Regions from separate parts of the Homo sapiens genome. Here region 1 is linked to region 2. The links are chromatin contacts, found by Hi-C or POLR2A ChIA-PET in ENCODE. All regions are on one chromosome and are shown on one strand. Each heading gives the region's core, a stretch centred on a gene start or an enhancer-like site at or near the end of the contact. The rest is flanking DNA. Distances are from core to core; before and after follow the strand shown.

What was found. A loop is a pair of places that touch in the nucleus more often than their neighbours do. ChIA-PET counts read pairs that join two places held with the same protein, here RNA polymerase II (POLR2A). Pooled maps may share reads with other maps.
Region 1: a map of OCI-LY7 shows a loop between it and region 2 (5-fold over the local background). The contact joins two enhancer-like sites. A Hi-C loop is called at or near these places in 2 of 168 maps with a recorded cell type or tissue (OCI-LY7 and dorsolateral prefrontal cortex), 4 of 37 single-sample maps with no recorded cell type and 7 of 50 pooled maps. POLR2A ChIA-PET finds 5 or more read pairs at or near these places in 2 of 52 experiments (OCI-LY7 and SK-N-SH).

Annotation. Positions count from the first base shown.
Region 1 is chr6:156,696,155-156,702,329 of GRCh38, forward strand. No RefSeq gene overlaps it. Among named protein-coding and RNA genes, the nearest start is that of ARID1B, 78 kb to the right of the region's middle. RefSeq lists enhancers at 908-957, 2,698-2,937. Within about 2 kb of position 2,262, at least 6 of the 41 ENCODE cell types and tissues checked have a DNase peak (open chromatin) inside an H3K27ac peak, as active enhancers do; they include OCI-LY7, where a contact is called at or near this core.
Region 2 is chr6:156,275,693-156,282,347 of GRCh38, forward strand. The region is part of intron 2 of LOC101928923 (a long non-coding RNA gene); the gene reads right to left. Among named protein-coding and RNA genes, the nearest start is that of SNORD28B, 100 kb to the right of the region's middle. Within about 2 kb of position 3,664, at least 2 of the 41 ENCODE cell types and tissues checked have a DNase peak (open chromatin) inside an H3K27ac peak, as active enhancers do; they include OCI-LY7, where a contact is called at or near this core.

The DNA.
Region 1 (6,175 bases), core at 1,012-3,511, 420 kb after region 2:
AGCTGGGCCCCAATGCCCCTCTATCCCTGTACCCTACTTCTTTTTCTTTTTCTTTTCTTTTGTCTTTTTCTTTTTCTTTTTTTTTTTTTTTTTTCTTTTGAGACGGAGTCTCGCTCTGTCACCAGGCTGGAGTGCAGTGGTGCGATCTCGGCTCACTTGAACCACCTCCCAGGTTCAAGCTATTCTCGTGCCTCAACCTCCCGAGTAGCTGGGATTACAGGCACACGCCACCACGCTTGGCTAATTTTTTTTTTATTTTTTATTTTTATTTTTTTTTTTAGTGGAGACCAGGTTTCACCACGTTGGCCAGGATGGTCTCAATTTCCCGACCTCGTGATCCGCCCACCTCGGTCTCCCAAAGTGCGGGGATTACAGGCATGAGCCACTGCCCCTGGCTCTTTATAGCATTGATCATTCCCTGAAATGATCGTGCATACTCATTTGCTTATAAGTACTAGAATGTTTCCCAAAGGCAGGGACTTGCTCTGCCTTCTGCCCTATGGTTCTCCCAGCAACTAGAATCCCTGGCACATACTAGGCACTCCAGAAACATTTGTGGAAAGAATTAATGAATTAGAGCTAATGCACACTGAGCATATAACTCAGTGTATACCATATGTCAGGGCCTCACAGATAGTACATTATTATTTTATTATATTTCTTGTCTGTCCAATTCAGACAGAGAATGTCAGACAAGGTCCTTTTTTTGTATCCCTTTCTATAGCACCAGGCACAGAAGCCCTCCATAAATACTTCTTAACTAGACTTAATATGTTCTAAAGCCAATGGTGAGATAGAACTGAGATTATTTTTTTCGTGGCTGGCTATCAGTTCTATTTCATTTGAATGGCCAAGATTCTCTCACAGCACATCAGGTCTCTATTAAAATTAATTATGATCAGACTCTATCCATCCATCACTTAGGGAGAAAAGATGACAGAGGTGTCCCTCCAAAGTCATCCTGGCCACTCCTGGAGGTGGAAGATTGCTCTGGGGCCCAATGTGACGTGTCTTCACTCTAATCATCAAATATTTTTAAATATTACTCAATAATCTCTAAGAAACTACAAAAAGGGAGGTCATCAATGTGAGTTCTGCCCCCAAAATCACTTAAAGTCCAAACTTGGCAGAGAAGAGAGGCCCCATCACTCTGCACCTGTTCCCTAGCCAGTTCTCACGGCCCAGGGCAATTTCCCCTTTCACTTCCCCTCAAGGGGAATGTACCGCCAAGCACTCCTACCTGGTTTGACATCCCATGTTCATGGCTGGATAATGACAGAGCCCTTCATGAATTCTATGGCATGCAGTATCTTCTGCTCTGCCATGTTCAGGGAGGAGAGAATACACATGCACAGCTGAAATCCCCTAGACAGTTACCATGTATCTATCTCCGTTCAGTGAAACAAGCCTGCAGAATGCTGTGAGCATTCTTTGTTCTTCTTCCTTTTTTGCAGATGTAAGAAAACCTAAGAAAGGGAAGCCATGTCCCTACCAGTAGGAACGCTTTCAAAGGAAGGGAAGGATGTGACAGCTGGGTGCCAGGCATGGTCCTAGAGAAACTGACATCCATTTTGTACTTTAATCCACATCAGGACACTTCAAGGTAGCTGATATTGTCTTCAATTTGCAGATGAGGAAAGAGATTAAAGAAATTAAGTGATATACGTTGGGTCATGTGGATGATAAATCATACACCAGGATTTGAAGTAAGCTTCCTCTGATTCCAGAATGTCTTCTAAGAATCTGCTACACTGCAACGTGCCTTTGGGCTGGTTAGTTACTCCCTTGAGTCCAAGCTTGGTTATCTTCCTTAATAGCTCCCTCTCTGCCCTGGATCCTATTTTTAAAAAACAACAGCTATAAAAAGTTACCCTACCAGATTAAAAAAGTCACCAATCTACAACAATTAAAACAGAACGGTGAGCAGTAAAACAGCAGTTCAAATATAAACTCAGGTGTGTGATAAAAGGAGCATTTCAGATCAATGGAGGACAAGAAGATTGTTCTATAAATGGTATTGGAAAACCTGGTTAGTGAAACAATTAGTAGATGCCCAATAAGTGTTTGTAATTTGTTTTACTGTAAAATTAAATGAGATAACACATGTTCTCCAGCTTCCGCAGTGACTGCTAAGAAAAGAGAGTCAGTGTAACTTTTTGAGGTCTGGACTTCCTAAGTCTCTCATCTAGATAGCACCCAGACCTTCATTCCTTAAAAAAATCTCCTACAATACTTTCAAATTTACAAAGTGCTTTCACTACCCCATTAGTGCAGGGCAGGTGTTCTTATTCTCACTTTCTATATATGGACACTGAGACTCAAGAGAGGTTACAATCGCAGCTGGCGTGGCCGTGTGAAACTTAAAGACGGCTTCCTGGTTCCTCGTGCCATGGTCTTAACACTAAACTCTCTATATATAGTCTCTCCCCACCCCCACCCTCATGTTCACACCACAAAATTTAACAATGGAAAACAAATAACATCAATACTTTACCAAGAGCACAGTAACTAGGTTAATTTCTATGTAATCCCAATCAGTCTTTGCCCATAGCACACATTTTACAACATTATCGTCATAGTTTAATTACAATTTAGTGGCCCATTTTCCCACTTAACAATGCTGTTTACAGTTTTGTAGCAAATGACTGATGTGCATCTTTCCTGTCTCTTGCACACTTCTCTTCTTTAAAGTCATCCATGTAAATCTCCATCTCTAATCCAATTGCTCTTAAATGAATTTCGTTCACTTGAGTGACTGCATTCAGTTGTGTTCCCCTTTACAGGCAGTCATTTATCGCTCTTCCCCCAGCAAGAAGTCCTGTTTCTTTTCCCAATCCATAGGTGACTTTAAATGTTGTTTGGTTTCCTGGGCTTTCAGGATTTCTCTCCTGCAGGTGAACCGCCAGGAGCTCTTCTTCTGCAGGTTCCTGCCTAGGTGTGAGCAGCATAAGGAACTGTCTCTTGCCTTCTTGGAGTTTATGACTATGGCACTCCTGTTAAGGAATCACTCCTCACTCCTTTTTTAACCTGTGGCTTTCCAATTTCACTTCCCCAGGCCAGTCATCACTAAAACCATGACTCACCCCCATGGTTTCCTCTCTGGCAAGGGAGAAATTTCAAACCTGAACATTTTCATCACCGTTATGTATACAGTATGATTCACGGAGACTCTATTAGCGTATTAAGTAAGTCATTATTTTCAATCGTCTACACTGTATGTTAAAAAACAGAGGCATTTTACTGCATACTTAATGTTCTATTCCCCCCATTTAGTAGATGGAAATGGCCTCATAGAAACATATCTGACTCAACCAGTCTCTGTTTGGAAACAATATAGAAAGAGACACAGAAAAGATACATTTTTTGGTCAGTGCCTGTCTTAAATGCTCCATAAGGTCAAGTTCAGTCAACTTGAAATAAGGAGTTATGGGGTCTTAACAAAGTAGCGCTCAAATAGTCTGTCAATAAATATCTATTGAATGTCAGCACCCAACTCTGTAGAAATGGCTGAAGGGAAATGCTGCTAAAAGCCACCTTGTCTGACAAACACATACACTGGCAAAATCTGCCAAAAGAGGGTGACATAAAATGAAGGTTGTAATGTTTTTAAAAGGTTGCTTTTGATCAGGCTATAACTGTAAAGTGCTTTCACTTAATTAAAATAGAGATGATAAAGCTACAGAAGAACAATAATAGTAATTGGGAAAGATACTGTTGTGATTGGTTTTGCTTTCAAGCATCTCCTTGTAAGAGTTTTATGCAAGGGGAGGGGCAAGAATCATTTTTCCTAAGAACTTATTTAATCTATTGATAAGTCTCATAATTTTCTTTTCCATCATTAAGGAGCTTTTCCTGGAGAAAAAGAAGTCCAAATTTCATTTTGGGAGGAAAGAAAGAAAATTTTTAAAAATTATGATTTAGCACGTCTTAGGCTGGGTGTAACTTTTCATGACTCAGCTAACAGGTTAGGAATGGCCAAGCATGGTTGAATATTCTGCTTTTGTGAGGCGTGGGCATTGCCAATAGTTGAAAGTTATGGTAGCTGTAATTCAGAAGCGGGAATAGAAGTGTCAACCTGAGAAAAATGTAGCACTAAAGTAACAAGCCAAATTGCTGGCATTGTCAGTAGCTGTGATTTCACTGTATTGATTGTCCCCTGTGAAATGTGAGGCTCTTTATTTGAATCATTTGTATGGGTGTCATATTGGGTTAATTGCAAAGCAATTGGATTTAATAATAATATAATGGTGTATCCATGTACATCGATTGCTAGAATTGTGAGATGTGAATTGCACTTGATCATGAGGTCGGGCTTCCCGATGCTACAGGATGAGCAAGTCCCAGGCTAATCGTGTAAATTTAAGCTGCCTAGGGTGAGCTTTAACTTATATGCCAGTTTGGATTGTTATTGCAAATGCTTTATAGGCCTGGAACATGACTGGTTATAAATGGGATGGCCTTGAACTTGAATTGTTTTAAAAAGCATAGCTTCATGTTGAGTTAACAGCATGCCGTGAAGATCAGTACCAACATAAACACAGTGAATGAAGGCTTTCTGTTGGCCATGCTTTTTTGTAGAATTTCATATTTGCTAAAATTATTTCAGTTGTAGCTAAGTTGCTTAGTCCCATTAAGTAAGAAATGCAAGAAAGATGGTTCTCGAAATGGGCAGGAATTCCCTGAACAGCATGGTCTCATGCCAAATAAACAAATCAATGACCGAGTTAATAATTTCATAATAATTGAAGATAAAACATAGTTATATATTTGCACAGTTATTTTTAACGTTTAAAATTGGTGGATATGTTTCACTTTTCCAGTTGAAGGATATTCCTTTCCAAAAGGGATGAAACAAGGGAACAATAGATTTTTATGGGAAAATTCCACATCCAAGAGATGAAAGGAAAACTTTAAAAATCAAGACAAATCTGAGGAGGAAAACTTGAGGCTTTAAAGAAAGAAGAAAAAGGAAGAGGAGGAGGAAGAAGAGAATGAGAAACAGATGAGTTAGAAAATGAGAAGATTGGCTGGGCACAGTGGCTCATGCCTGTAATCCCAACACTTTGGGAGGCCGAGGCGAGCGGATCACTTGAGGTCAGGAGTGAGACCAGCCTAGCCAATATGGCGAAATGCTGCCTCTACTAAAAATACAAAGAAATCAGCCGGGTGTGGTGGCGCATGCCTGTAATCCCAGCTACTCCGGAGGCTGAGGCGGGAGAATCGCTTGAACCTGGGAGGCAGAGGTTGCAGTGAGCCCAGATCGCATCACTATGGCACTCCAGCCCATCTCAAAAAAAAAAGAAAAAAGAAAGAAAGAAAATAAGAAGACTGAGTAACCATAAATATTGTCTGGCACAATACAGGCACTCAAATGTTTTTGAATATATACTTTGATTAACTAAGTGAAAAAGGTAGTAAAAAGGTGAGTAATAAATCAAAATGTATTGTCTAGACTGTTGAGTCTGATGTTTCTAAATAGAAACAACAAATGTTCTCCGTTTAGGCCAAGCTTTGCCACATGAGTTTACACTAAAATATCATTTCCACCAGTTATATTGACTGTGTTCACTGTTTGAACTAGTCCAATCTCTATAACGCTTTCTTCATATCATTTGACTTCATGATCAAATTAGAGAGGTGACTGGGAGAACGACTAACTTCCACAATTCATCCAAAAGCAATACAAAATCACTCACCCAAAGCCAGTACTACTGGGACCAAATGCATCCCATTTCCCTTCTGCTTTGGTGAATCTGACTTTCTTACCAACTTAAACAGCATTTTTGGGGGTACTAAGTCAAACATAAAATTAAATATGCCTAATAAGTGTATTTATCTATTAAGACATTAGCTGTATGTATTAGTTTCCTACAGGTTGGTCTTTCTAAGAGCACAGACCAATGCTAGAAGACGTTTATTAAACATTTTTCCAAAAGCTGTTCGCATGAATGTCTTCAGGGCTGAGTGGAGCCCCTTTCTAACTGCTAATGAATTATATGACCACGTGTTCAGAGCTGCGCCTGACTGAAGTTGACAGCTGAATCAACTGAAAAGAAACAGCAGCAACAGAAGAGAGAGAGAGAAAAGCTACTTTTATCTTTTACACAGATCTTTATTTTAATTTGATATATATGTAGTGATAATATTGCAGACTTAGGAGGACTTCAGGAATCTA
Region 2 (6,655 bases), core at 2,414-4,913:
GTTTCAAAGTAAAATGAAGTAGCTAGCCTATGTGGACAGCCCTCCAGCCACTCTCATTGAGCCTTCAGGGACTCCACCAGAAAAGGAGACATGTTTGTCTCCAGGCGCCAGAGGCTCAGGTCTGTTGTCTGTGGTTGTCAAGAGTAAGATGCATGCATAGGACCCCATCTCTATTCATTTTAGAGAAAGACAATGAAAGAGACACAGGGAGAAAAATGGAGAGAATGACTAGAAAAGGCTATTTGGTCAAAGACACAAGACCTACACACCCAGTGCCTGAAAGGCATTTATCCTCTCTCACCTAATCTCAACTCAAGCAAGGCTTCCCTGGGCACCCTTTCCCACTCCCCACGCCACAACTGAGGTGGAGCCCTCCTGGGACACATCACTGGAGCAGTGTGCAATGTTGCTTCACCGCACTTCTCAGTTTGTCATCGTGAAGGAAGAACAGTGAGGTGGGTAGGAACACGACCTCTGCAGCCACCCTGCCAGGGTTTGGATCTCAACTCTGCCACATGCTGCCCAATCCTGGGCAAGGAACTTATCCTTTGGCACCACAGTTCCAAAATGTGAAAGGCATCAGTAAAATGTGAGTTATGCATAGAAGATACATTGTTACAAATGCCTAGCCCATAGGATTCAGTAAGTGTTGCATGTTATTATTATTTTATATATACAATTATCCCTCTCTCCCAGTAGACTAAGAACCAGTGAAATTAAGGACTGTTTTGCTCACCTGGAACAGGACTTGGCCGAATCGATACTGATGGATGCATAGATAACAGTGATCTGAAAGCATTCTTGTAATTATTAAACATGCATAATTTCAGATGTATCCACATGCTTTTTTCATTTAAAAAATGTTATTGAGGTATAATTGATATAAACACTGCACATATTTAAAATGTACAATTTGATAAGCTTTGAAAATCATCACCACATTAAGAGAGTGAATCCTTTATAATCCCTTCTTCTAGCACCCCTACCCCACCCCAGGCAACCACTGATTAGCTTCCTGTCACAATGGATTAGTCTCTATTATCTAGAATTTTATATAAGTGGACTCTTCAGTATGTAATCGCTTTTGTCTGCCTTCTTTCATTCAGGCTATTTATTTTGAGTTTCATTCATTCTATTAGGTGTAGCAATATTTTGTTCCTTTCTACCTTTGAGTGGCATTATGTTGTATGGATATACCATAGTTTGATTATCTGTTGATAGACATTTGTGCTGTTTCTAGGATTTGGCTATTATTTAACAAGACTGCTAAGAACATTCATGGATGTGCCTTTGTATAGATATAAGTTTTCTTTCCTCTTGGGTAAATACTTAGTAGTGGAACGGTTGGACCATATAATAGGTCCAAGTTTAATTTTTTTAAAAACTACCACACTGCTTTCCAAAGAGATTGTAACATCTTACTTTCCACCTAGCAGTATATGAGATCTCCAGTTCCTCTACATCTTTGGTAATACTTGATGTAGTCAGTCCATTTAATTTTTCATTCTAACAGGTACGAAGCAGTACCTCACTGTGGCTTACTGTGGCTTTTCTTTGCATTTCTCTACTGGCTAATTGATGTTGAACATCTTTTCCATGTGCTTATTTGTCATCTGCATATCTTGTTTGAAAAATTGTTCCTATCTTCAGCCAATTGTTTAAATGAGTTATTTTCTTACTGTTGAGGTTTTAGAATTCTTTATGTAGTCTGCTTAGAGGTTCTTTATCAGGTATGTGTTTTGCAAATATTTGCTCCCAGTCTTTGGATTCTCTTTTCATACTCTTATATAAGAGCCAATTTTTTTATTTTGATGAAGTTTAGTTTATGAATCAATTTTTAATGGATCAAGCTTTAGTGATATATCAAAGAAATCTTTGACTAACTCAAGATCACAAAGATTTCCACCTGTTTTCCTCCAGAATTGTTACAGTTTTGAGTTCTACATTTAGGCATATATTTCATTTTGAAGAGTTTCCATTGGTAGAATGTGTCTCAAAGTTCACCAATCTTGGTGATATCATTCATCTGTGTCCCCACTCAAATCTCATCTTGAATTGTAGCTCCCACAATTCCCGCATGTTGTGGGAGGGATCTGGTGGGAGGTGATTGAATTATGGGGGTGGTTCTTCCCTGTGCTGTTCTCATGATAGTGAATGAGTCTCCTGAAATCTGATGGTTTTAAAAACAGGAGTTTCCCTGCACAAGCTTTCTCTTTGCCTGCTGCCATCCATGTAAGATGTGACTTGCTCCTCCTTGCTTTCCGCCATGATTGTGAGGCCTCCCCAGCATGTGGAACTGTAAGTCCATTAAACCTCTTTTTCTTCCCAGTCTCAGGTATGTCTCTATCAGCAGCATGAAAATGGACTAATACACTTTGTTTCTCATTTTCTCTACCATATTGAACTATGTTTGTATAATGTGAGGGTAAATAAACATGAGTTTCAGGAATAAAAGGGATCAAAAACTTGAATTCCCTCATATTTGTGTTTAAGATCCTATCACAGGACATGGAATCTTAGAAAGTGAGCCAACACAGGAAAAGTAATGGAAAGTTCTAGAGTAAGCCTTATTCAAAAGACTTAGCCAACAAACAGATCAGAGTAGGTGGAAAGAGAAACAAGGGTTAGGAGGCTTTCAGGAGAAAGAAGAGTGAAAAGAGGGAGGGAGAGTGCAAACAGATACTTAGATGTGTTTGATTATTTGAAAGACTTTACAAAGCATTTGACAAGTTTTGATCTCAAAAAAAGTTTAAAGACATACATAAAAATAAGCAAATAAAAAATTGTATAATTATTAACTTCAGGAAAAACAAAAAGTTGTACAAGAAATGAAATCTAATAATACATGACATGGCTTGACAATAAAAATAATTTACCTACTCATAAAAACATAAAAACTGTCAGATAATTAACTGAAAATATAATTCAATTGAATGAATGAGTTAGTCACGGGAAGAGTTGTAGACAAGCTAAATCCTCAACTACCATTAAAGAAATGTAAGAGATATTGACTCAAACTAAATACTCAACACTATAAGCACATTTCTTAGAAATATGGAGGTCACCACCTGAAGTTAACAGCTAGAAAAATTTGAAGTGATTGCTTCTGGGCATAGAAGGGTAGGGAGTGGGTGTCCAGTGGGAGGGCTAAACCCAGGGACTCCACGTAGAGTGGAGAAATGAATAGATGGAAAGTGTTGTTGTTGTTGAATTATGAACATATATTACTTTGTTTTCAAATATTGATTTTTAAAAATGCAAGAAGTTACTCTTTAAAGTCTTATTAGTGAGTCTCATAAATAGAGCCTTTGACTAAAGAAAATCAGCAGGACAATATGGCTATCCTGGGAGAGAGAACCTAAGTAGTGTCTGCTGTCTTCTCTGTGTTATGAGAACATCTCTCACATTCCATTTCCTCTCTTAGCCCCTTTTGACTTCTCTTCCCATCTTTGCAATCTTCGCCACCCTAAGGGTCCCTGAAAGGTCACTGTACTCTAAAATTGGAATAAATCATTGCTTTCAAAGGGAAATAATCAAATGCAAGAGGGAAGGGAGTGGTGGTTCCAGATTCTACTCAAAATCCAACCACAGTTTATCCTAAATGGTGTCAGCCAGCAATAGGCTTTGTGCTGCTGCCGACAAATGCGGTTCTCTTAGGACTACTGGGTGATAGTGACAGTGATGTTGCTGTGGTCTTCTCTGGCCATTCTGTCAGAGGAAGGGGTGTTGTTGGTAAAAAAACAGCCCAGCTCAGACAATGCAGCAGCTGCCTTGACTAAGAATAGAATCTGTGTTTGATTTGAATTAGCCATTTGAAACAAGAGCAAAACAGCTCTGAAAGTAGTACCATCTGTTTTCCTTTAAGGCTGGGTCATAAATAACAAGATGAAAATATATTTCCTGTTCTGCATTTGTGACCTGAACTGCCTTCCACTGTGCTGTCACTGACCACTTCTGCTGTAAATGCACATGACATTAATTGGGCAGCTGTTGGCTATGAGGTGTGTAGACTTTGTTGTTGCTTTGTTTTGTCTTGTTTCCTAATCTCTATACTTATCAGGAGCTCCTTTATTTCACCTCTCACATGTTAAGCAAAAAAAAAAAAAAAAAGGAAAACAAAAAAACATAAAGAAGTTATTCTTTGTATATTTTTTAAAAAACAACTCACACTCCAAATAGCGAAGTGATCAAAGAGTGTAAAACTGTGGCTGACAATTCCTGCATGGTAGAAGGATATCTTCCAAGTCAAGGTCAAAATGAATTAAGAGGTAAGGGAGAAGACAGGGAGATTATACAGCATTATTCACCAGGCTGGACTTCCTAATCCCCATAATATAAGAATGCAGAGAAGAAAGAAGCATCAAGAACAGAGAGAAGATTCCACAAAAGCACAATTGTTCCTCCCATGGAGATCAGGACTCTGTCCTTGAGTCCTTCCAAGCTGGGCTCTGCACCAACTGTAAACTGTGATTGACCAGCACTTTCCTTAGTTATCTTTTTAACTGTCGTTCATACTGAAACAACTCTGGTTTTGTTTCCTCGATAACTCAAAGGGGAAAGGCTATGATGGCTGGTAGGCCATCCCCTTTTTAATGCTCAGCTTGGCTAGTTGCCAACATAGTCTACGAGGCATTTCAGATGACAGACATGCAAACATGAAACGCACCATAAAGGGCTGGGGTCTGTGCAGGTTTTAGATCAGCCAACCATGAAGGAAGCTGCACTTAACAGTGAATGTCTCCAGGTTATAATAACATGTTCTTTTAAGAAACAGTGTGGAGGGTAAGGGGAGGGAGAGCATTAGGACAAATATCTAATGTATGCGGGGCTTAAAACCTAGATGATGGCTTGATAGGTACAGCAAACCACTATGGCACATGTATAGTTATGTAACAAACCTGAACACTCTGCACATGTATCCCGGAACTTAAAGTAAAATTAAAAAAATAAATAAAATAAAATAAAAAGAAACAATGTAGAGCCAAAGACAGACAAACAGAAGTGTTATGAGGCACATCCAGACGTTAAGAAAGGTGTTGCCTTGGAGACCTGGTACAAATGCCGGGTCCTCGGGATGACGCTGCACACTTGACAACATGGAGCCCAAGCACAGCAGGGACCACACAATCATCGGCTGAGAGATCGTAATAGAGAAACAAGGTTGGGGAGGACCTGGTAACACCATGCTTGGACAAACACAAAAGACTCCTGATGAGTTTTCCTGCCTACAGGCTCTGCCTATCCAGACCACTCTGGACCATGTTGACAGATTAATCTGTCTTTTAAAAAATGCTGTCAAGACAACAACTACAAAAAATCCAACCACCTCCATTCATTTCCTGTTTCTTCAAAATCATCCTTTCCTCCCAGTTTGTCCCCAGACCACCCCTTTAGCTGGTCTCCCATGGCTCACCACACTTCTGCGTTTGCTCCTTCCAAAGCCTCTGCTTATAATACACAACTCTTGCCCCATTTCCATCGACTACATGAGGCCTCCCACCCATCCTTCAAGGCAGGATCTTACCTCACTTTTCCCAGAGTTTGCTCCACCACTCCAGCCATGGGAGCTCCATGGACGAACAAAAAAAGATCAAATATGCTTTGGAATCACCACATATGGACTCTTCCTTTTGGAGAGTTATTATGTAATTGTCACAGAAGGCTCTGAGAAGTCACACAGTGAAGAAACCTTTTGAATCTTTCTGGCTTGTGGTAGCTAAACATATTTGACCCCAGGACCGTGTGAATCATAACAAACTAGGGGCTTTTTTTTTTTTTAAGAAACCACTCAGGAAAGCACTGACTGAAACCCACCTCTTTCAGGAAATCACTCCTGAACACTCCATCCCATCACTCTAGCCCTGCTGAACTTAAGACATAGTGATTGTTCGCACTTCTGCTTCAGTACGTGAAATGTCTGGCCATCTTCTTATATATGTATGTCAAAATGATATTAATAGTAATCATAATAGATACAATTTAATAAGAACTAGTTACTTTCCAGGAATGAAACCTAGAAGTCATTTAACCAATGGTTATTCTTTACTACAAGGTCAAAGTAATTTCTCTATGCTGAATTTTCCTTTGTGTTGAGTTAAGAGAGTAGGATAGTAAGAGCCATGTGCCCTTCCTATTCACCTTTTGTCTGGTTTGGTTTCATTTCAACATAAAAACTAAGTCTTATATCATTGGTAAAAGAAAAAGTACAAAGTTATATGCAATGGTTACTTTTTAAGATAAAGGAAAAATGAGAATTAAGAAAAGGACTTCAAAGTTAATTTACCAAAATCCAACTACATCCTTGACATGTGCTGACCTCAATAATGCATTAATTACAAAAGGATTAACACTTTTCTCCATTGTAACAATGTAGTCCTCTGTCAATGGAAGGTGATAACAATATTTGCATTCATCCATTAGCATAGGATTCATAGATTATGAGAAAGGTCTTAACACTCTTCCTAAATGAAGTCAAGCATCCAGTGAAGGGACAGAGCTTCTTTCATAGTCTAAGAAGAAGAAACATTTTCAAACACTCAGCAACATCTTGCTCCCTGCTCTGCCCAAAGCTGCTAGGGGTGCTAGGAATGTGCTGACTGGCAGTATTTAACCTGTTTGCATGTAACTGGCTACACTGCATCAGCAACTCATTCTG